Regions from separate parts of the Homo sapiens genome. Here regions 1 and 3 are each linked to region 2. Evidence: chromatin loops called from intact Hi-C (ENCODE). Cell type or tissue: endothelial cell of umbilical vein. All regions are shown on one strand.

What was found. Peaks named below come from ENCODE experiments on the same cell type or tissue, not always from the same donor. Only the 100,000 strongest peaks of a DNase experiment are listed, where the experiment ranks them.
Region 1: it touches region 2 in a loop (17-fold over the local background); 14 of 110 quality-filtered maps call a loop at or near these places.
Region 3: it touches region 2 in a loop (14-fold over the local background); 16 of 110 quality-filtered maps call a loop at or near these places.

What each region holds. Positions count from the first base shown.
Region 1 is chr4:169,806,199-169,814,198 of GRCh38, forward strand. No RefSeq gene overlaps it. Among named protein-coding and RNA genes, the nearest start is that of HPF1, 52 kb to the left of the region's middle. In endothelial cell of umbilical vein, a CTCF peak has its summit at 4,313 (motif pointing right); a DNase peak (open chromatin) is centred at 4,333; H3K27me3 peaks cover 473 bases.
Region 2 is chr4:170,086,376-170,094,375 of GRCh38, forward strand. It overlaps AADAT (aminoadipate aminotransferase), which reads right to left and starts at 3,581. Exons shown (of 13, transcript NM_016228.4): 1 at 3,249-3,581; 2 at 2,021-2,189; 3 at 741-873. The coding sequence starts at 3,315. RefSeq lists a silencer at 2,803-3,097 and an enhancer at 4,997-5,691. In endothelial cell of umbilical vein, a CTCF peak has its summit at 3,895; DNase peaks (open chromatin) are centred at 3,216 and 3,886; H3K4me3 peaks cover 1,213 bases.
Region 3 is chr4:169,616,055-169,624,054 of GRCh38, forward strand. It overlaps CLCN3 (chloride voltage-gated channel 3), which reads left to right and starts at 4,524. Exons shown (of 13, transcript NM_001829.4): 1 at 4,524-5,009. RefSeq lists enhancers at 3,702-3,771, 4,332-4,381, 4,452-4,681, 4,872-4,981. In endothelial cell of umbilical vein, a CTCF peak has its summit at 3,587 (motif pointing left); DNase peaks (open chromatin) are centred at 3,597, 4,417, 5,027, 6,237 and 1 weaker place; H3K4me3 peaks cover 3,329 bases; H3K27ac peaks cover 3,450 bases.

The DNA of each region.
Region 1 (8,000 bases), 280 kb before region 2:
TGTTTTATGCTAGAATTAGGGCTCTATTTTTTTAAATTTTTATATAATACCTATGAATTTTATATCAAAATTGTAATGGGGGCATTACAAAGTGTTTGTTTTAAAAAGAAATGTTGGATTTGATAGGGTTGAGACTCTGCACCAGATGTTAAGCTGCTTAAAGGCAGGAATGTCTCTTATCCTTTTTTCTTTTTCCAACTCTAAATCATCTATGGTATGTAGAATGTGTTCACTATATAGCTGTTTATTAAGTGAATGCTTTACTTACATCTTCTTTTATTTTCATCATTGTAGAAATGCGGAAAAAGGAAAAATTTTAATAGCTCTATATCACAGTTAATGTTTTCACCGATTTCTGCACACATTTCAACTATTCACTATGCATTAATAAATACAATAAAAGGCACAAGGAAATGGATGGTCATAGAGGGTGCAGGAGAGCCAGAAGAATTCAGTGTCCAGTAGCAAGAGAAAGAGAGAATTTGAGGAAGGTTGGCAGCATCATATTCTTCAATTTTTAAAATTTTTTATAGAGATATTTTTAGCCTGAGGATTTTTTATAGAGATTATTTTTATAGAGATTAATTTATAGCCTGAGGATTGACTTGGTTTGTAATCACTTGACATTGATTCTGAATGTTCCTAACTGGAACCTTTTGTAATTTCACCCCTTCAAATTCCCTAAAGAAAAGAAAGATAAACGATGATTAGAAGTCAGAACTAAGACTCTCCCATCCCTCACCTCTATATTTTATTTATTTATTTATTTATTTATTTATTTATTTATTTATTTATTTATTTATTTTGAGATGGAGTCTTGCTCTGTTGTCCACACTGGAGTACAGTGGCATGATGTTGGCTCACTGCAACCTCCGCCTCCTGGGTTCAAGCAATTCTCCTGCCTCAGCCTCCCTAGCAGCTGGAATTAACAGGAGCTCACCATCATGTCCAGCTAATTTTCGTGTTTTGATAGAGACGGGGTTTCACCATGTTGTCCAGGCTGGTCTCGAATTTCTGACCTCAAGTGATCCACCCACCTCAGCCTCCCAAAGTGCTGGGATTACAGGCATGAATCACTGCACTCAGCCCTCACCTCTACATTTAGGAAAACAAACAAAGTACCCCAGTTTGGTAGTGTCTCAGGTAATGTTCCCTGGAAAGTGGACTCTGAGATGGAAGCCAGTAGGCAGGAAGTTTATCAAGGAGGATTCTTTGGATTTACACCTGTGGGTATGCAGGAAAGGGAGCAAGAGAGTGCAAGGGAAAAGTTGAGTGGTAATGATGTCTTGGCAAAGGGCTCAGCTGACCCTATGGGGAATGCTGAAACTGAAGCCCTTTTTGAATTTTCTCAAGTGGCAGGGGCTGGACTTTGATACCACACTTTGACCAGTCATCAGACACAGGCTGCCCCCAGAAAGAGGGGGTGACCTTGAGTGATTTGGCTCTTTTAGACAGAAAGTGATTCCCAGAGTGCTGCCAGCACCCCCAGCAGCTGAAGGCCTGCCTTCCTGAAAGGGATGCTCATCACTGTGTCCGCTCCATCTCACATCTGCTCTTCTGGGATTCTGCTTAGAAACCAGCAATTGCACAAGAGATTCAAGCTTGTGATGTTAAATGCTATAAGTAAAATGGGGTCATGATTTTATTTGTCCCTCTTGGACTTGTGGAATCTTTCTATCTTCTCTTTGAGGATTCAGTCTTGTTTTTCTTTTCTTTCTGAAGACTAATTATGAAGAACGAGACAAACGTACCAAAATCTGAAATGGTCAACTCAATACCCCATCTAAAGCAAATGGGAAAACATTTGTTTCTTGCCCTAAAGAAGAGAATTTTTTCCCCTTTATGGGATTGAGATGGTAAAGATTTCTGATTCAGGCTGGGAGCTGTCAGAACAAATAAAGCAATTCTGTTTAAACACTTTCCTTTCGTCTATCTTTGAAATGAATTACCAAATTAAGCCACCTAAGTGCACTCTTAACTCTTGGTTCTCTTCCTCATATTTTGTTTCCTGTTTCATATGGAAATTATGTTTTCTTCTCTGCTTAGTGTCAGATGCTTCTATGGGAAATTCTCCAATAATGTCCTCAGATGATCTCCCACATTCAAATGTGGTTTTTCTCGGCTGGAAGGCGTGGGCTCCTTATTCAATCTCATTCTAACTCTCAGACAATTTTAGAGGCTGGTGTTTCTTTTCCTAACCAGAACATGCTTTCTGCTTTGGGGCCACAAAAATCTATTTTTATTTCATACCAGTGACTGAAAACTTTGTGATACAATGGGCATGAAATAAGCAGGAAATTCAAAATAATATTTTTTATGGTTTTGTGTGGCATAGGTTTTTTCCACATATATTCACACTAAGCATCTCTATGGAAAAAAATATATGAATTCTGATTTTTTACTTCCCTTAATCTGTTGGCCAGAATGCTCAGGTTATGTTACTTTGAATAGAATGTTTAGAAATGGACATTCCCTTTCTCTCCTGCTCAGAGTTTAAGCAGTTCCTTGAACAACCAAGGTACTAACCATAAATTTCTTCATTGGTTGGTTGTCTCTTACTACTCAAACCTTAGGCCCTGATTTTTTCATGTTTGTTCTCCTTGCTGTGATTTTGGAAGGCAGACTGGTACAAAAGAGACCCCTGACTGGGTACCTGGCAGCTTCTCAGAAGGGAGGCAGTGGAAACTACAGGATGCATTCCTCTATGATTTTTTTTTTTTTTTTTTGAGACAAGGTCTCACTCTGTCACCCAGGCCGTAGTGCAGCAGTGCACTTGCTGCTAACTGGCAGCATCAGCCTCCTGGGCTCAAGCGATCCTCCCGCCTCAGCCTCCTGAGTAGCTGGGATTACAGGTGTGCACCACCATGCCCGACTCATCTTCTGTGTTTTTTGTAGAGATGGGGTTTTGCCATGTTTCCCAGGCTGGTCTTGAACTCCTGAGCTCAAGTGATCTGCCTGCCTTGCCTCCCAAAGTGCTTGGATTACAGATGTGAGCCACCACTCCTGGTCTTGCCTGGCTTCTTAATTAAACATCAGTTGTGAGATTGATCCATATTCTTTTGTCTGTCGTCAAAGATAGTTCATGGTCTTTGCTGTGTTGGAATTCATCTTTAAACCTCCTTTTCCCTCACCCCTTCTTTTATCTCATGACCAAATCCTGTCAATGTCATCTTCAAATCTATCTAAAGTCTCACTCCTTCCACTGGCAGTACTTCCTGCTTGAAGGCTGCTTTGTCTTTTGATCCATGTCCTCACTTCCATTCCTGTTTCCCTCTCCTCCTGTCTACACATGCAGCTGGCGGGACAGTTACAAAAAAGCAGAGTATACCAGGTTATTCACATACTTGAAACATGTCATGAGTTCCCAGTGCATTTAGGATAGTTCCCTCGGCCTGCACGTGGTCTGTGAAGCCCTGTGTGAACTGGCTTGTGCCTGACACCGTCCCCCGCCCTCTCTGGGCACCTCTGCAGCTCCATTTTGTTCTTCCAGTTCCTCCCAAGAGTCAAGCTTTTCCCTGTCCTCAACGTTGGTATATGTGATTTTTTTTCTACTTAGTTTCCCACTCTCCCTTGACCTGGCAAATTCCTGCTCTGTCATTTCTCAGAGAGACCACCTCCAATGTTCTTGTCTACATTAAATCTTCCTGTTATTTTCACTGGCAGTGATTGCCACACCTAACACCAACATTTATTGCATTTACCAACACAACTGTTAGAGTAACTGTCTAATGCTTGTCTTCCCGCTAGACTGTGGACACTGTGGGGCCGGGTCTTTTTGTTTGCTGTTGTATCTGCAGCATCTAGCACAGTGTCATGTATGTAATGGCTGCTCAGAAAATGAGCAAATTAAAGCAGAGTCTCAGGAACTATGACAAAGTTTACCTGAACATGTAAATGAGATGTCAATGAAGGGGACTTTTCATTTACACCTTTTCGGATCTGAAGCTTTTCAGCTGAAAATAGGTAGATTGGGTATCAGGATTTCTGAGCATCTTGCAGCTCAACCAATCAAGGCAGGCAAACATTCACTTAATAAGCTGCTCTGACCAAAGCTCATTCTTTCATTTTAAGAAATACCGTCCCTGAATTACAAGCAGCATAAACACCATCCCAGAGTGACACTTTGAATGAAACATTAGAGCTGACTGTGTCCATATTAACCCCATAGGCAACAACATTCATCCCTGTCCTCTGTTACTGTTCTTCTCCTCCACTACTGTAGCAAATACACAATATATAATGTAGTAAATAAATGTGCAGCGAATAAAACGACAGATAAGAAGCTGACCTAACTCTGGATTGCCAATGGCTTTTTAGACCACAAGAGGGAGCTGTTTAAACTCTTGTTAACAAGGAAACAATTGAGGGAGAAGAAATTTGGCAATCCTGAGGTTGGCCAGATGGGCACCTATTTATATGATATTGACTCTGGAATTACATTTATTTTTAAGTTACAAAAGTTTTAATTCTTTTTATCTGCAATGTAATTAGCATTTTAAATAGTGATATTAAAGGCAATGAGTTGTTTTTGTCTTAAAATCTAATTTTGTCTCATTTAACTAGTTTGGAAAAGTGTAAATATTTAATTAAGGGACAAGGAGATGAAGACTACTTTCATACTAAATCTATTTCCTAAATACTTACTAATAAACCGCCTCATGAACAAATAAGCTTTTCTTTAAAAAATACTGTTTCTTTCAATAGTCTATATGGTCTTAAATATTTAAATATGTGTGCAAATCAGATTTTTTAAAAAGATATACACAAACTATGACTTGAGAACTCCTTTCTTAAGAACACTGCAGTCTAATTATAGACATATTTACATACCATGAACCCAGTTATATGACAGCTACCCTTGCCAACCCTCCTGGTCACCCTGAGAATGAATGCAGTTAAATTATCTAAAGGGACCTGACCCAAGGGCAGAGTGTGTTTTTCTACAAAGGGGCCAGTGAGAGGGCACATCGGTGGGAGTCAAATGACCAATCGTAATAACAGTAGTGACATTCATGGAGTGTTTATACAGGCCAGGCACTGTGCTTAAAGCACCGTACATGGACTAGATCATTAATTCCTTCCAAAGCTGCAAGGTAGCTTCTATTACTGTTTTTATTTTAGAGATGAAAAAACAGAAGGGTTAAATAACTTATAGAAGATCACAGAGCTATTAAGTGGGGAGCCAGGATTTGAATCCCCCTGCAGAGGAAGGCTCACTAAATGTGATTCTCCTCAACTGGCAAGTCTGACTGTGGGTTAAAGCATCAGGCCTCTGGGTGAAATGCTTCTTTTCCTGCAATGGACCAAATCTGTACATTGTTATCTTCATTTTGAACAGTGGGATTCTGCCAAGATTCTCTTCTTCCCATAAAATGTTTTGTCCTAAGAAGGGAGAGAAAGCTTTTGTCGTTGTACACTGGGCTCCATATCCAGGATGATTGTCAGTGAATAGGAAATGTGTTAAAGATGATGGTTTCCTGCTGATTCACTTCTGTGACGTCAAGACTTATGGGAATACAGACAAACTTATCTGAATGACAGACATCACTTAATGTAAAAAGGGAAGCCAGCAAAATGTTCTAAGACAGAGGACTTCTAAAAAATTCCAACAGTTTACCATAGTGGTCCTAGAACCTAAGTGTGTTTTGAGTAAATATTCAAACATGTCCTATGAGCAGAAACATAAATGTCATCTTCCTGGCTCATGGTGGGACTGTGGCCCATTTGTTATAGGGGAATTAGGGGGTTAAGAATCCCCTTGCTAATGATTATCTATTGCCATTCTGCATTTTCTCCTTACCCTACCCTCAGTCCTATTCCTAACTGGGATCTTTAAGTACTTAGAAAACCCTGCTGGCCCAGCGCAGTGGCTCATGCTTATAATCCCAGCACTTTGGGAGGCTAAGGTGGAACCAATTGCTTGAGCCCAGGAGTTCAAGATCAGCCTGGGCAACACGGCAGCATCCTGTCTCTACAAATAATTGTTTTTAAAAATAGCCAGGCTTGGTGGCACGCACCTGCAGTCCCAGCTACTTGGGAGGCTGATGTGGGATTATCACTTGAGCCCAAGAGTTCAAGGCTACAGTAAGCTATGATCACACCACTGCACTCCAGTCCAGTCTGGGCAACAGAGTGAAACCCTGTCTCCAAAAAAAAAAAGGAAAGGAAAAGAAAAGAAAAAACATTGTTACATTGCTAATATTTATTATTGTAGTATTTATGAACAAACAACATTTCTGAATATAAAAATAAATGAGCCAATTCTCATCCTTTAACCCTTTGTAATGTGTCCTCAGGTCTGCACTCAAATTTGCCTTGTAAGTCAGGTACAGAATTTGAGAGTTTTTAAGAAGCACTAGAAGTCATAGTGCCTTAGTATTCCTACATTTTATCTTGCTAGCCCTTTTAATTTCAGTGGTTGACCAAGTACAGCACCAGGGCCAGAATGTGACATGAATTTGACTTTAGAAATGTGTATTAAAATATGGCAGCAGGAGTGAGAAGGCTCTCTGGAAGTAGGCATAGGCATGAATCTCAGGCATTCCTTCCCTACAGGGTTGCCAGTTTACATACAGGCTGTCTGGAATGGTGGCCCGTGCCTGTAGCTACTGGGGAGGCTGAGGTGGGAGAATTCACTTGAACCCGGGAGGCAGAGGTTGCAGTGAGAGGAGATCGCACCACTGCACTCCAGCCTGGGTGATGGAGTGAGACCCTGTCTCAAAAAAAAAAAAAAAAAAGAAAGTAAAAACAAATATAGGCTGTCCAACAAACTTGAATTTTGGATAAACAGACAATTTTGTCAGCCTAAGTGTTTTCCAAATGTTACAGTGGAGATACTTGTATTTAAAATTATCCATTGTTTATCTGAAATGCAAATTTAACTGGATGTCTTGTATTTGTATTTGCTGAGTCTGCCAGCCCTTCTCCTCCCCTCACTGATCACATGGAGCTTAGTGGTTAAGAGGATAGGCCCTGCATCTGGACCACTCGGAAGACTTGCTAGCTGTGTGAATTTCAGCAAATTATTTAGCTTCTCTGTGCTTAGTTTTCTCATCTATAAATGGGGATAATAATAGAACCAATTCACCTTCTAGGTCTGTTGTCAGGATTAAATGATTGAATGCATCCAACCACTTAGTAATTGTCTCAGTCCTTTCAGGCTGCTATAACAAAATACCACAAAATGAGTAATTTATAAACAGTAGAAGTTTATTTTGCACAGCTCTAGAGGCTGCGAGGTCCAAGACCAAGGCACAAGTAGATTTGGTGTCTGGTCAGGGTCTGTCCCATCGATGGCACCTTCTTGAGGCATTCTCACATGAGATGCCTCATGTGCTCCCTTCAACTTCTCTTATAACAGCACCGACCCATTCATGAAAGCCAAGTGTTCATGACTCAATCACTTCCTAACGGCCTCTTAATACTATCGCATTGGGTCTTAGGTTCTAACCCATGAATTTGGGAGGAACACATACATTCAAATTATAGCAGTAATTGAGTAAATACTCAACAAATGTTAGCTATTATTATTATTACTTTTAGAGATGTTCCTCATATCTAAAATACTCAAATTTACAGTATTGTGGCAGCTATTTTGAGAACCAAATGAGATAGTGTACTGACAGCATTTGGCATAGAGTATGCCTTCCTTAACCAAAATAGCTACACTTCTATGAAGGTTTGTATGTCATCAGAACCCTTTCTTTCATTTACTTTAAGGGATTGTAGAAGTCTGAAGATGCAGCACTTTGCTCTGTAACTACTGAGGATGGATTTTTGAAAGGTCCCCGGAGAGAAAGAGAAACAGAGGATTTAGCATATAGCTTTCTTCTCAACATTCTGATTATGGACATTTGTGGTTGAGCTTATAAATCTTATACCTTTATTGAAAAATTCTGAGTCCTGGGAGAGTAAGTGATTGGCCAAGGTCAAGCCACTCCGTGGTATATCAAAAAGTAGGACCTATTTCTTGGGTGGGTGAGGCTTGAAGGCTTGACGTA
Region 2 (8,000 bases):
GGAATAACTAATGCCAGGGGGAGAGGGAGAGAGAACCAATCCATATAAGAAGTCAGAAATACAGACATATAAATAGATCTAGAGAAATACACCCAAGAGGGGGACAAGATACAAGCAGTGGCAAGGAGAGATTCTACAGACAGATATGTAAAAGAATATAAATATGTGTATCTCAGGAATATGAAAGCATGCCCTCTAAAAAATTTAAAAATTGTATTGAAATTTCCTAACTATAGGCGGAAATCAAACGTAACTTGAATTTTTGAGCCAGATGAAATTAAGCAGTGTTCACTAAGCTTTTGGTAGGAGTTGAGTACTCCCTTAGTGGGCATCCTGCTTTAATGGTTAATAGGTCTGGGTAATTGACCACATGCTCTGTATTTAATATTTAAGAAAGATTAGGCTAGTGAATGATGTTAAGAGCAGGTAATTTTTCAAAGTCCTTGTGTTCACAATGAGGAAAACTAGGGGGAAATATTGATAGATCAACCTACAATATTTCCACCTGGCTTTTGCTTACAGTCAACACCCCCTACCCACCCTTGCCCATCCCCGGCCACAACTGCTCCCACCCCCATCCTATGACTTGTCTTTTAGTTCCCTGTTTATAATTCTAGGTGAAGACAAGAAAGACTACCAGTAATCCATAAAATATAATTCTCTGTGGTTAAGTGCGAGAGGACTATAGAAATGAATGCTTCCAATTCTACATTTTGGCTGAGTTTTCCTTTCAGTCTTACCTTACAAAGACCTTGTTGGCTGCCAGATGTGACACATAGATCCATTTGTCCTTGACTGGGTGGGTAATGGATGGTAGGAGGATTATGCAATTTTATTTGTAACTGTTTTAGCCAGGACAAAAGCTCTGGAATTCTAAAGCAAAAAATGTATATTTAAATTCATAGTAGTAAAAATCATAGTAACAGTAGTAGACAGGAAATAATAAATGACAGCTTTATCAAGCACTTTGTACACTCAATTAAAAAACCCTCAAATGCTTTTTGCCAGTATGAATATTCCTATTTAAAAGATAGGCAGTAGACTTAGAGATTAGGAAATTCCTGTAAGTCATTCAGCCAGAAATTCTCAGAAAGTCAATTACGTAATAAATGAGCTGAGATTTGAATCTACATCTTTCTTATTCCAAACCTGAAGTCTTTAGCGCATGCGTTGCATAATCGATTCTTTGTTCTCTCTAGGAAGAGTTCTATGGCTACCTAGAAGTTCAGACTCAATAAGTTGTTTGTATCATGGAATGTTTGAATAAGCCTATGTATATTTAACATATTACATAACTAACACATATATACATGAATAACATTTCAATACACTTTTCAATCACAGAACAAAGCAGGTTTTAATAAAGTATAATTTATAGATTCTCTATAAATTATCCTTTATCACTTGAAGAAGACCAGCTAAGAAAGTCAAGGTATATGTTTCAGCTTGCCTTTAAGAAATTAAAGACATTTGAACCTATGAGGGCAATGTATTTGAATGGCTGCTTGTTTAGACTATAGAAATGAATGACTATATTCAATGTATTTGCATGACTGCTTGTTTAGACTATAGAATGAAGAAACGGAAGATCCAGGATGCTTAAACTTTAAAAAGTTGAAGCTTCCTGGATCTTCCGTTTCTTCATTTCTCCTGATATGTTTGTTTCACCTGGACATCTTCTCATTTTTTTGGACTCAGCTCTAATGGTATTTCCTTCTAGAAGCCTTCTTGGTCATTTGCGATTGAGAAGCAATCACTGAGGAGTGTTAAACATTCAATATCCTTTCTGTTCTTAATTATCCTTTGAAAACCTTTCCCCAGACCTTCCTAACCATTGAATACTCATTTGGTTAGTATTCAATGACTGAGTATTTGGTCATTGAATGACCAAATGGGTCAATGGCTTTAGAATATTTATGAATGGACCTTAGAATATTTCTTTAATATTCTTTATCAATGGGCCTTAGAATATTTCTTATGAAAATAAGCCAATAAAATTATGTTAAGTATTGATACTTACCCAGCACTCGGAGAATACTGAAGTGCTCTCTTCATCATCTCTTCTCCAAATTGGATGGTCTTTCCATTTTCTACAGTGATTACGGCAGTCTTAAAAGGAAACATGTTTGGATTTGGTAAGCCACCAGCCAAGGAGATCATCGATTTTGGTCCTCTGCTCAATATGTCAGCTACAATACACATGGAAGAGAAGAAACAATTTCATTGAAGATTGTTATAAGCGGATAGTTAAGCATGCATTATAGTCAATAAAACTATAAAGTTTAACGATTTCTAGTGATAGAGTGTGCTATGGTCTAAATGTTGGTGCTCCCCCAGATTCATACTTGGAAGTTAATACTAATGTGATAGTTTTAACAGGTGGGGTCTCTAGAGGTGATTAGGTCAGGAGGGATCCACCCTCCTGAATGGGATTGGTGCACTTATAAAAGAGGGCTGAGGGAATGCCCTTGGCCCTTCTGCCACGTGAGGACATAGGTTCTCCCTTCTACCACGTGAGGATGCAGCAAGATGGCTCTGTCTATAAGGAAGGGCTCTCACCATGGTGACACAGAAGCTGCTGGCACTTTGATCTTAGACTTCCTAGCTTCCAGAACTGTGAGAAATAATTCTATTGTTCATAAATTACCCAGTTTGTGGTATTTTGTTATAGCAGCCTGAATGGACTAAGACAAAAGCTAGTCTAAAATAAACATACAGAATAACTTTTTCTAGGCACCTCACTTGTGGAGGGACTAAAGAATGAAGGTGACCAAAGAGAAGGCAGAGGGATCAGAAAGACAGCAAAGGGCCACAATAGCAGAAGCCCTCCTCCACTTAGCCCCGACCTGTCTGTGAGCTTCATGGCCCACCCCTCTCCCATTTACCTGGCCCTCTCCACTGTACACCCATCTGCACGCTGTGCATGCCCCTTCTCAGCTTCCCAGGAAGAGCCTTTCTTGATAGCACGCCCCCTCCCTTCCAAGGCCGTGCCCCACAGCAGTCTGCGCCTCTCTCTACTGTTGCTCCTACTCTGCTCCAGCAGAAATACCCGCCTTCCGTTTCAGCCCGAGTTCTTTGAGAACAAAGGCTGTGTCTATTTCATTTCTGCACGCAGAGCCTGGCTCACCGCGAGCGTGCACAGGGGTACGCATGGATGCAACCAAGCGGTGGCTTGCTAGGGAACCCTCCTTAGAGGCTGTGCGAGGAATGCCCCACCCCAAAGGAGAGATGGTCACCCCGTTTCTCACTCATGGTCCGGATGGGAGAAGGGTTTCTGGCTGCGCTCGCTGCCGTGATGAACCGTGCGTAATTCATGTCTTCTGACAGCCAAGCATCAAGCTTCTTCTTCAGTGGTTGAGGACTAGAAAAACCAAAGAGCCTCGTCAAGTCCTGCCTGCTAACTCCTCACTCTGGCAACGCCACCGCGAGATGTGTCCCCCCGCTGCGTCTGGCTTCCCGCGCGCGGTGCCCGGAGAACGCCGCCGAAACTCCCCGGCTGGACGCTGCGTTCGGTCTCCCGGTCCTAAACGGGTCTGGGGCTGTGTGGCGAGCCCGGCAAAGTCCACGCCGCACGCGCTCCTGCGGCCGCCAGGGCCCAGGCCGGTTTTGCCCCGCCGCGGGCCTCGCCGCGCCCCCTCCCGCCCCGCGCCGTGGCCTATGGCCGCCCGCGGCGCGCGCCTCCCCGTCCCGGATCATCGCCCTCAGAGCGCAGGGCGCGGGGTAGCCCAGGCGCGAGGCGCTTGCAGCCCCAGGCCAATGACTCTTGACCTCGCCGCTGGGAATCACCGCAACCCGGCGTCCGCGTTGGCCGGCCTAGGCGCCGGCCCAGAGGCTAGCCCAGGGGCTGACCGAGGGGACCGGAAGTGCCCGTGATCCTAATCCTCGGGAACCATCTGGCGGCGACTTGGGTCCACTGCAGGGGGCTCCCGAGCTGCGCCCAGCCGGGAGCGGCCCCACCCTCGTTCCCGCGCGCTCCGCTGGCCTCCTCTCAGTCACTGGGACTGTGCATTTTGCCCGCTCAGACCATGGCTATGCTAAATACCCATCTTTCGTTAGTGAAACTCTGGGCACTCTCCTGGGAAGCATCCCGGCGACCAAGACGAATTTCAACATCACTTTCTCGAAGATCTCAGCATTTTGGAGTGACGATGGAGTTCTGACAAAAATTTTTGAAAAATCACTCTGAGTCTCTTCAATTTTAGTGTCTACCCTCACATTGAATTTCTGACCTTTCGTTAAATAAGAATTATGTTGGAAGTGAATATCCGGATCTTTTTGGGTCTAGCACCTTGCCTTTTTTTTTCTTACAAAATAACCCTTCTTACTCCCCACCTCCCTCAACTTTTCTGCAATTTCTCCTTCCTGAATCACCAAAATGGAATGTACAAGGTTTAATGTGAGCACTTAATGAGGGAAGGGTTTCAGACAACCTCTCTTTGACTTTAAAAAATTCTTTAATGGTTATTAAAATGAATGAACAGATTCATTCATTCAGCACAAATTTACTGAGTACTTCCTAGATGATTATTGACTCACTGCCAAATGGCTCTCTTTTAAGTTTACCTAATAGGTTGGTCAAGGAGCCACTGCTTTTATCTAGGTCCTGGCAGCAAAAGGCTGAGATAACCCAGTAAAATCTTTGTGCTAGCAGCTAAATAACAAAAAGGAAGTATTGAGAGGTGACAGCCTGCTGGCAGCCCTCGCAGCCCTCGCTCACTCTTGGCGCCTCCTCGGCCTCAGCGCTCACTCTGACCGCGCTTGAGGGGCCCTTCAGCCCGCCGCTGCACTGTGGGAGCCCCTTCCTGGGATAGCGGAGGCCGGAGCCGGCTCCCTCAGCCTGCGGGGAGGTGTGTAGGGAGAGGCACGGGCGGGAACCAGGGCTGTGCGGGCGCTTGCGAGCCAGCTAGAGTTCCGGGTGGGCGTGGGCTTGGCGGGCCGGCACTCAGAGCGGCGGGCCGGCTCCGCCAGACCCGGGTAGTGAGGGGCTTAGCACCCGGGCCAGCAGCTGCGGAGGGTGTGCCCAGTCTCCCAGCAATGCCGGCTCACCGGCGCTACCTTCGAATTCTCGCCAGGCCTCAGCTGCCTCCCAGCGGGGTGGGACTCGGACCCGCAGCCAGCCATGCCTGAGCCTCCCCACCACCCACCCGTGGGCTCCTGCGCTGCCCGAGCCTCCCTGACGAGTGCCGCCCCCTGCTCCACAGCACCCGGTCCCATTTACCGCCCAAGGGCTGAGGAGTGCGGGCTCACAGCCCGGGACTGGCAGGCAGCTCCACCTGTGGCCCCAGTGCCGGCTCCACTGGGGGAAGCCAGCTGGGCTCCTGAGTCTAGAGGAGACTTGGAGAACCTTTATGTCTAGCTAAGGGATTGTGAACACACCAATCAGCACCCTGTGTCTAGCTCAGGGTTTGTGGATGCACCAATGGGCACTCTGTATCTAGCTAATCTGATGGGGACTTGGAGAATCTTTATGTCTAGCTAAGGGATTGTGAATACACCAATCAGCACTCTGTATCTAACTCATGGTTTGTAAATGCACCAATCAACACTCTGTATCTAGCTCAGGGTTTGTAAATACACCAATTAGCACTCTGTATCTAACTAATCTAGTGGGGACTTGGAGAACTTTTGTGTGTAGCTCAGGGATTGTAAACGCACCAATCAGCACCCTGTCAAAATGGACCAATCAGCTCTGAAAAACAGGCCAATTGGCTCTCTGTAAAATGGACCAATCAGCAGGATGTGGATGGGGCCAGATAAGAGAATAAAAGCAGGCTGCCTCAGCCACCAGCGGTAACCCGCTTGGATACTTTTGCAGCGTGTGGTGGTTTTGTTTTCTCGCAGTTTGCAATAAATCTTGCTGCTGCTGACTCTTTGGGTCCACATTGCTTTTATGAGTTGTAACACTCACCGCGAAGGTGTGCAGTTTCTCTCCTGAGGCCGTGGAGACCACGCACCCACAGGGAGGAGTAAACAAATCCAGCCGAGCTGTCTTAAGAGCTGTAACACTCACCGCCAAAGTCTGCAGCTTCACGCCAGCAGCCAGTGAGACCACGAACCCACCAGAAGGAAGAAACTCCCAACACATCCGAACCTCAGAAGGAACAAACTCTGGACACACTGACTTTAAGAACTGTTAACACACCGCGAGTGTCTGCGGCTTCGTTCTTGATGTCAGTGAGACCAAAACCCCACCAATTCCAGGCACAGTATCTAGTAAACCTGTTAGAAACCCACGAGGCAAAATGCTTCTGCGTTCAGAGACTTCAAGTAGTTGAAATCCCATTTGATGGCTTAATAGCTGGGTGTCTTTGGACAAGTTAATTAACCTTTCTCTGTATTGGTTTTCTCGCAGGCATGTTGACAGGAATAAATGAGATAATCTGTGTTAAACTAATCAGTGCAGTGGTCTGCACGTTGTAAAAACGCTATGAACATTGGCTGTTGTTAGTAACATGCATTTAAGCAAACCTTAAGGCCTCAGCCTCCAAATGTTTTTGACTAAAGCTATTTGGCAACTTTTAAGGCCTGTTCTCAGTTAATCCATGCACACAGATCCTTATGTGTTTGAGCTTGTCCATTCTAAAAGTAGTTCCTGAATTTTTATAGAAGTTAACAAGCACCGGAAACATCTAAATAAGGTGTAGATCAAGGTAAATTGTAACTTGTAACTAGATATGTTGATGTTCCTGGGGACTTAAGGCTTTTTTTTGATAGGGGAGGACTCTAACTGAGCAAGGTTTCCTTAGATACTTAGAAGAAAATTTAAACTTTGGCCAGGAGGTGTGGTTCACGCCTGTAATCCCAGCACTTTGGGAGGCCAAGGTGGGTGGATCAACTGAGGTCAGGAGTTGGAGACCAGCCTGACCATCATGGCAAAACCCCATCTCTACTAAAAAATACAAAAATTAGCGGTGTTTGGTGGCAGATGCCTGTAATCTCAGCCACTCGGGAGGCTGAGGCATGAGCATTTTTCGAACCCGGGAGGCGGAGGTTGGAGTCAGCTGAAGCCGAGATCACGCCACTGCACTCCAGTGGGGGATTGAGCTGGGGGATAGAGCGAGACTCTGTCTCAATTTAAATTTCTTCCATTTGGTAGTAGGAACCTGTTCGGTCAAAGGAATTTGGAGTGCTGGGCCAAGGAAAAGACCAAAGGTTTTTGTAAGCACGTTGATGCACCCGTCTGTGATTTGTAGTATTTATTACTCACAGGCTATTTATTTTATTTTGAGAGGCAGAGTGTCTAGAGTCTCACTTTGTTATCCAGGCTTGAATGCAGTGGCGCCAACCATAGCTCACTGCAGCCTCGTCTTCCCGGGCTCAAGCATTTCTCTCACCTCAGCTTCCTGGGTAGCTGGGACTACAGGTGAACACCACTACACCAGGATAATTTTTTAAAATACCTTGTAGAGACAGGGTCTCCCTATGTTGCCCAGTCTAGTCTTGAAGTCCTGGCTTCAAGTAGTCCTCCCACTTTGGCCTCCGGAAGTGCTGAGATTACAGGCATGAGCCAGCGCACCTGGCCTCACACAGGCATTTTTAAAAATACGTAATTAATTGATTTTTTTACCCCCTTTCCAATCAGTGGTAACACAATTTAAGGAAGCCAAACTGAAGAGCTGTGAGAGCATCAAATCCTAAGGTGCAGGTTTTCAACCCTTAAACAGTTTGCTGAATTTTCTATTTGGCCTGTCCTGGAGTTGTACTGGTGAGACGGTTGGGGGTGCTGATTGATTGCAAGCTGGCTGATGATTCAGGCCAGATGGAGAGGCAGAGAAATGGCCCATCAGGGCAGGCTAATGGAATGCAGGGGCACTGGGGGGTCATGATCAGCAAATGCAAGGCAGAATATAGTCACAGTGGTGGGGAAGGGACAAGCAAGGGTTAAGTTGGGAAGAGCTTACCAGACAATAGAAGCTGAAGACTGAAGGTAAATTTGATTGCCAGAGAAACTAGACTTTGGATTTGTCAGGCACCAACAGCAGAAGGCTTCTCCTGAGGGA
Region 3 (8,000 bases), 470 kb before region 2:
GACTGTTTGCCATGTCAAAGGTCTCGAATTGTAATTAGAAGTGCAAAGCTATTTCGGATAACTTCTTGTTATTTTTGGGGAAAAGACAAAAGACAAGAAAAGGTCATTTTCACTTCTATGATGTTAGTGGAATCAGGAGGAAATTCTAGACTAGAACCATGCTACTATTTTCATAATAGAATGTTTTAATCCCTTCTATTCTCTCTCTTTCCAATGTGTCTGAAACATAAACAATAAGATCAAAGTTCTTTTTCTTTTCTTTTTATTTTTGAGACAGAGTTTCACTCTTGTCACTTAGGTTGGAGTGCAGTGGCGTGCTCTCGGCTCACTGCAACCTCCACTTCCCAGGTTCAAGCGATTCTCCTGCCTCAGCCTCCTGAGTAGCTGGAAGTACAAGCATGCACCACCACACTGGGCTAATTTTTTTTTTTTTTTTTTTTTTTTTGGAGACAGAGTCTCACTCTGTCACCAGGCTGGAGTACAGTAGAGTGATCTTGGCTCACTGCAACCTCCACCTCCCGGGTTCAAGCAATTCTCCTGCCTCAGCCTCCCGAGTAGCTGGGATTACAGGCACGTACCACCGTGCCCAGCTAATTTTTGTATTTTTAGTAGAGACGGGGTTTCGCCATGTTCGGCAGGCTGGTCTTGAACTCCTGATCTCAGGTGATCTACCCATCTCAGGCTCCCAAAGTGCTGGGATTACAGGCATGAGCCACCGCTCCTGGCAAGATCAAAGTTCTTTTTCTGAAACAACTCATAAATACATGAAGTAGAGCTATACAATCTTGTTTGGTTTTTCTGTGCAACTTTTTTTAAGTGTATTCTTTTAAGTTGTTATGGTAAGTAATCCTATTTCTAGGTTTTTTTATTTCAAGGGAAGTTCAGAGTAACTTTACTGGTCCAGGGAGCAAGATAGAAGAAACTGAGATATGATTCCCAGTGCTCTTTACTTTGCCACTTCTATAAAATAGCATCATCCAACTTGCCACTCCCAGAGAGAGAATTGCTGACAGAGGGCAAGGTTTATACCACCTCCACTCACTGGTAATGTCTATCATTTGTTTCTCTTGTTTCAATCTGCCAGGGTTCCAGATATACTAGTGAACAGGCTATCCTACACCTGGTTGTAATTGGTAAACTCTTACACTGTGAGTCAATCTTTTTGTCCTTTTTCCCTTTCCTTGAGGCCCCAAGAGTTTTGTTGGTTGGTTGGTGGCAGAAGTGTGAAGCTAATTTAAATATTGGTTGAGTATTCGTTATTAACTTAAACTCCAACCAGTCCTAGCCCAAAAATCTGATTTACAGTGGAAGAAACTGACCCTTTTCACATAACTTATTTTGCTGTGTCTCCAAATACTTCCTGTATACTGGGGGCCTTTTAAAAAATGCATACTGAGACTTGTGGTTAAAAGATGAATTTAAGCACCCTATGGTAGGCAAGATAACACCCCCTGCCCCACCGCCCCAATCCCTGGAACCAGTGAATATATCAGATTACATGGCAAGGGGGACTTATATATGATATGAGAAACATTCAGCCTTCCATTGCTGGCTTTGAAGATGGAGGAAGTGGACAATGAGCCAAGGAAGTCAAGTGACCTCTAGAAGCTGCAAAAGGCATGGAAGTGGATTCTCCCCTAGAGCCTGTAAAAGAAAACAGCCCTGCCAACACCTTGATTTTTTTTTTTTTTTTTTTTTTTTGAGACAGAGTTTTGCTCTTGTTGCCCAGGCTGGAGTGCAATGGTGCAATCTTGGCTCACCACAACCTCCACCTCCCGGGTTCAAGTGATTCTCCCGCCTCAGTCTCCCAAGTGGCTGGGATTACAGGCATGTGCCAACAAACTTGGCTAATCTTGTATTTTTAGTAGAGATGGGGTTTCTCCATGTTGGTGAGGCTGGTCTTGAACTCCCAACCTCAGGTGATCCGTCCATCTTGGCCTCCCAAAGTGCTGGGATTACAGGCGTGAGCCACCACATGTGGCACCAAGAGGTTGCCCAGCCAACATCTTGATTTTTAACCAGTGAGCCCTATGTCAGACTTTTACCCTACAGAACTCTAAGATCAAAAATTTGTACTGTTTCAAGCCACTAAATTTGTGGGAATTTGTTACAACAGCACTTGGATACTAATACAAACTCTTCTTAGGGTTCTGGGAGCAGTTATTTACGGTACAGAGATCAGGTGGGCTGTTAAATTATTTTCATATGGGAGAAAAGCCCACAGTTGGATCTGTAAACCTCCTTACTGGGAATTATCTCAGCCCTAAGAAGTTCCTTCTTAATCACTCCCACTAAAATAAGGGATGTGGTAAGAATGCCAATCAATCAGCATCCTTTCTGTAGTATTTACCACGATGGAATGAGATCAGGCTGAAAGTATTCACATTAGGGCACTTAAAATGTACCAAAGATCTGGCTATGGTGCTTACCCTGTGTTTCCTCCCACCAGTCTGTTGAACAGGAAGTTCAACATCACCAGATTCTCTGACAAAAACACCAGAGGAATTACAGAGAACGTTTTTTCCCAGATGCGATCTATTGTTTTATCACCAAGCAATCACATACCACATTGTTTAAATATATTGCCCCATATGTAACACAGTGTTTCTGACTGAGCACCTTGGATCAACTGGGAAGAGTTAAACACAGGAATGCTTAGGTCCAACATTGAAACAATTAAGACAGGATTTCTGGGAGTGGGACCTAAGCAAGGATATTTTTCTGAAGCTCCCTAGATGGCTCTGATGCAAAGTGAAGATTGAGAACTACTGGTGCGATGATTATGTATGCCAGAGACCATGACTTTAAGTTCTTATAAAGGAATAAGGTAGTACATAATAGGGATAATATTACAAAAAACCAAACGTACAAATAGACTTGTTCTTGCACACTTAAGAGAGATCCTTGGAACAATCCTCCATTAAGAAACTACGACACTACCATGAAATAATTTTTCATCCTTATAGAAAGCAGGTAAGATTGACTAATAGACCACAACTACTGTCTACATTCTCAAAATCCATGTGCCTTTCCAAAATTAGCTACGTAACTACAGTGAGAGAGAAAAAAAAATGTGAGTAAATGTCTTGTGAAAAATTCCACTTGGTTTGGAAAAATTTTTGCCTGCTTTTCCACATTTTCTAAGAAGAATCTAAAGATCTTGGCCAACAGTGTCCCAGGTAAGAGAAAATCGTGCTTGGGTATTTCCATAGTTCTACAAACTCTACCTGGATAAAAGTAATGAAAGAGGTCCTAAGAAGCTTGACCGCACTGTGATCACCACCATGGGCACTATACCAGCTCTGAAGCCCAGAACTGTCTTTGAGAATATTCAATGCTGCCCTAGAAGAAATAGGAGAACAAAACTCACGTGTTCCTAGCCTGCAAAACAGTCGGTGGAGCACGTATATGTAAAAATAGAAAAGGCTGGCAAGACCAGGTCATATTTAATATTCATGAGGCACAAGATATACAACACGCACTTAATATTCATTAATCAGTATATATTCATAATATACTAAATATACAGGAGATATTAAACGTTCACGGGTCTTAATTCTGCCACCCAGTGGAGACACTCAAAAGTGATCTCGCCAAAGAAATGCAAAACCTGTACCTGCCCACCAGGCTATTAGCATGCTACTGCTGTGGCCACCATTCTTTCACTGCATCGCCCTGCCCTGCATCGGAATATAGCACCTTGAACACGGGATCAGGTTTACTGAATTCTGTGACCCACGCTGGGAGCTCAATAAATGTTTGCTAAACGGAAATGAACCCAATTCAGACCGTGTAGAAACCCCAGATTATATCTTTTCTCCAAACATTCAATTTCCAAGCAGTATTTTTGAAAATGCGTGATGGCTAAATTCGAGTTATCCTTTTTGTATGTATGTTAGGCACACAACCGGCGATGACATACAAGGCGAGGTGACACCACTGCACTCCCAGCCCGCACGTCACCTATAAGCACAGGGGGCTTTTGGTGCTGGTTTATTTTTGAAGGCTGGTACTTCTCTTCGATCTAAGTTTTAGGAACCTGTGCTCGTCGACGGCTGCCAATACTTTTTATTTTCAAGGCTGACGCTCGCCAGAGTTTCACAAGCTGCTCCCGGACGCTGTGGTCTCTCGCTAGAGTGGATCCGAACTCTGCGTGACGCTGGGAACGGCCAGCGTCTGTTGCCTCACGAAAACATCTCCCACAAGGTGGCCGCCTCGCGCGAGGTCAGCAGCAGGGCAAACAGGGATGCGTGAGTGACTGACGTGAGCTAATCGCTAATGACAGGCTTCACAGCCCCGGCGGCCCTCAGAGCCAGGCACCTCGCACCCCTCCTCCTCCTCGAGACCCAGTCCCGGCCCGCCCACCGTTCCCACGCCGCCCAATAGGCGCCGACGCTACTCAGCGAGTGGCCGGAGGAGGAGGTGTTGGGACGGCCGGACGCTGAACGGCCGTTCACGTCAACGTAGTGACGTCACGCGTCGACGCTGGGGCGTACCTTTCGGGCTCCTGACTCCTGCCGCTTCTCTTCCCCTTCCGTGGGTCAGGGCCGGTCCGGTCCGGAACCTGCAGCCCCTTTCCCAGTGTTCTAGTTCGCCCGTGACCCGGAATAATGAGCAAGGAGGGTGTGGTGGGTTGAAAGCCATCCTACTTTACTCCCGAGTTAGAGCATGGATTCAGTTTTAGTCTTAAGGGGGAAGTGAGATTGGAGATTTTTATTTTTAATTTTGGGCAGAAGCAGGTTGACTCTAGGGATCTCCAGAGCGAGAGGATTTAACTTCATGTTGCTCCCGTGTTTGAAGGAGGACAATAAAAGTCCCACCGGGCAAAATTTTCGTAACCTCTGCGGTAGAAAACGTCAGGTATCTTTTAAATCGCGATAGTTTTCGCTGTGTCAGGCTTTCTTCGGTGGAGCTCCGAGGGTAGCTAGGTTCTAGGTTTGAAACAGATGCAGAATCCAAAGGCAGCGCAAAAAACAGCCACCGATTTTGCTATGTCTCTGAGCTGCGAGGTGAGTTGCATTGTATGAGCGAAGAGTTGTCAGCTCTCCTGTTCACAGATTTTGGGTCAACTGTGAGGCCACAGCGCTCATCTTGGTTTCTCTTACAATGTACCTACATAATGTTGAAAGGTACATCGTGAATTGGGATGCTAACCCATCCTGATTAGGTATATACCCTCAGACATTCTTTAAAATTTCACACATCTGCTTCAGGAACCGTCGAAGGACCTCTGAATAAAATGGAAGTGGGTTCCAGGAGAAGATTAACTTTAAACTTAGAGGAGTGGGTTTTACTTTCGCTAAATTTTCCCCAATTTAAAAATAATATTCAGTTTTTCTATCTTTAGATATATATGTATGTAAAATATTTTTTGTGTATATATATTTGTGGTTTGATCTTAAACTTGACCAGAAACTGCCTTAGAATCTCAGAAATTGACTTTGCATGTGGTATGCTTTGTTTGTATGGCATTTTAAAACTGCGGAGCATATAGAAGATAATTACATATGCATTGTGCATATTAGAAACTGAGATTTCTGTTTCCTTTAGAAAGAAATTCCTGTTCATGGAATTGAATCAACAGCGACCATACCTTTTACACAGATATATAATTCAAAAGTTCAGTTCTACAAACGTAAACTTTTGGAGCTATGCAGTTCAGTTACTGCAGCATCATTGTGGCTTGTATAATTGTTGAATCTTTCCAGAAATGCTTTTACTTTCATCTTTAAAGAGTTAATTTAGAAGATTTTTTTTTATGAGGTCGGTATGGAAATAACTGCGTCCCTTTGTGAGTCACTACAAAATAATATTTGTTCAGTTCAGGAGTACATATGGGAGTTAAAGTGCTTGTGTATAAATTGTTGACTTTCATCTTAAAAGGTGCTGCTGCTATTCAGTGTCTTGTTCTATAATATGGCTTTAAAAACCATGTGTGTGACCTACAGATATTTTCTCAACTTGAATATGCGTATATGGCCTCTGGTTAATACAGACAGCCACTGTTGGCAGAATTCATCACAGATTGCATACCCTTCCCACCCCTTACTCCCCTCAGCACCTCGAAAACTTTGCTGCTTTACTTGAATGATGAGTCACATTATTTTAAGAAGTCAATATGAATGTATAGTACCTACATTTTTACTTGGAAATTGTACTTCAGTATGTGTTATCAGTCATACATAGCTCATTAAGAATGTAAATATTTAAACTACTTTTGGATAGATGTGGTTCAGGGGAACAGATTTGTTGATGTTGTGGGTTTGTGTTAGTAAATTGGCTATTTTCCAGGTCATGTTAGTGGTAGGCTTTCCATTTCCTGTTGTGACATGTTGGTCATAATTTTCAGACGGCTCAGGAAGCCAGATTTGATCTCTGTGGTGGGTCTTATATCAAAGCAGTATCCTGTGGGGTTTGGCCACTATCGCTGTTTTGTAGAACTTCCAACTTAGTTTGGTAGTCAAACTTGTCAGCAGTGATCTAAAATGTATAATATTTTATAATAAGTGTTAATATTTGTTGAATGCATTCTGTGTTTTCAGGCTCTTTTCCAAGTAATTTTTGTGAATTATCTCAATTTTCACACTAACCCCACGAAGTAGGTACTTTCACTAATCCCGTTTTACATTCGTAGAAACTGAGGCACAGAAAATTTAACTAACTTGCCCTACAGTAACTGTCAGAACTGAGACTGAAGCCTGGGAGTATGATTTCAGAGTTCCTGCTCTCTGCTGCACCATAGTGTAGTTTAGAATAGTCAAAATGCTAGAGAAAAACAAGGAGGGACGTGGCTTGTAGGTTCAATTATAAAAGCAATGTAAAATTACAGAGAGTCTGGGAAACAGTGTTTTTAAAAGGAATACTCATAATCTTACTACTCTAATAAACATTTTAATTTTTTAAATATGCACATTCACATCTGTACATAAACATTGTAGCTGTGATTCATTTTGGTTCTTAAAGATAAATCTTCAGTGAAGTTTAATATGGAGATTGAACCCCACTGCCTCACTTTCATTGTTGAAATCCAGAGAGATTTGATCTGCAACTTTGACTGGAACCAAGTTAAATAAATATATTTCTTGCTATTTCTTGTGAGAAATAATCGAACAGTTTCTGTCTTTTAAAATCATGAAGACTATTTAGTTTTCAAAGTTTCTGTCTTCCACAGCAACTTTTTATTGGTTTATTGTTTTATCTTTCTTCCTTGTTATAATCTGAGTGTTATATTTGTATGTGTGTTTATTCCGTTGTCCTCTTGAAAGCCTCTAGCATTTATACCCGCTGCCCCTGAGGAATTTGGGTTTTTTTGTCTGTTTTTATTTATTTTTAATTGACAGATAATCATTGTGTATATTTATGGGGTTCAATGTGATGTTTTGATAAATGTATATTTTGTAGAAAGGTTAAATCAAGCAAATTAACACGTCCATCATATCACCTACTTGCCATTTGTTTGTGGTGAGAACGTTTAAAATTAACTTTTAGCAATTTTGAGGTATATAGTACATTATTATTAATTATAGTCACCGTGGCATGCAATAGATCTCTAAAACTTACTCCTCTAACTGAAACTTGGTATTCTTTGACTAACCTCTCTCCTTTCCTTTTTCCCCCTTCTCCCTAGCCTTTGTAGACCACCATTCTGCTCTCTGCCTCCCTGAGTTTGACTTTTTTTTTTAGATTTTACACATATGTGAGATCATGCAGTATTTGTTTTTTTGTGTCTTATTTATTTCACTTAGCATTATGTCCTCCGGGTTAATCTACGTTTTTGAAAATGACATAATTTTCTTCCTTTTAAAGGCTGTATGGTATTCCATTCTGTATATATATTACATTTTCTTTATCCATTCATCATAGATCCTTTTAGATATCTCTAATATCGACCTTAAATGCAGAAGATGAATCACTGTATTGGAAGAAAGAAAAGTAATCCTATAAAATCAGTTTAAAATTAGGTCAGTATAGCAAGGATTAGATATGTTGATTTTACTTTG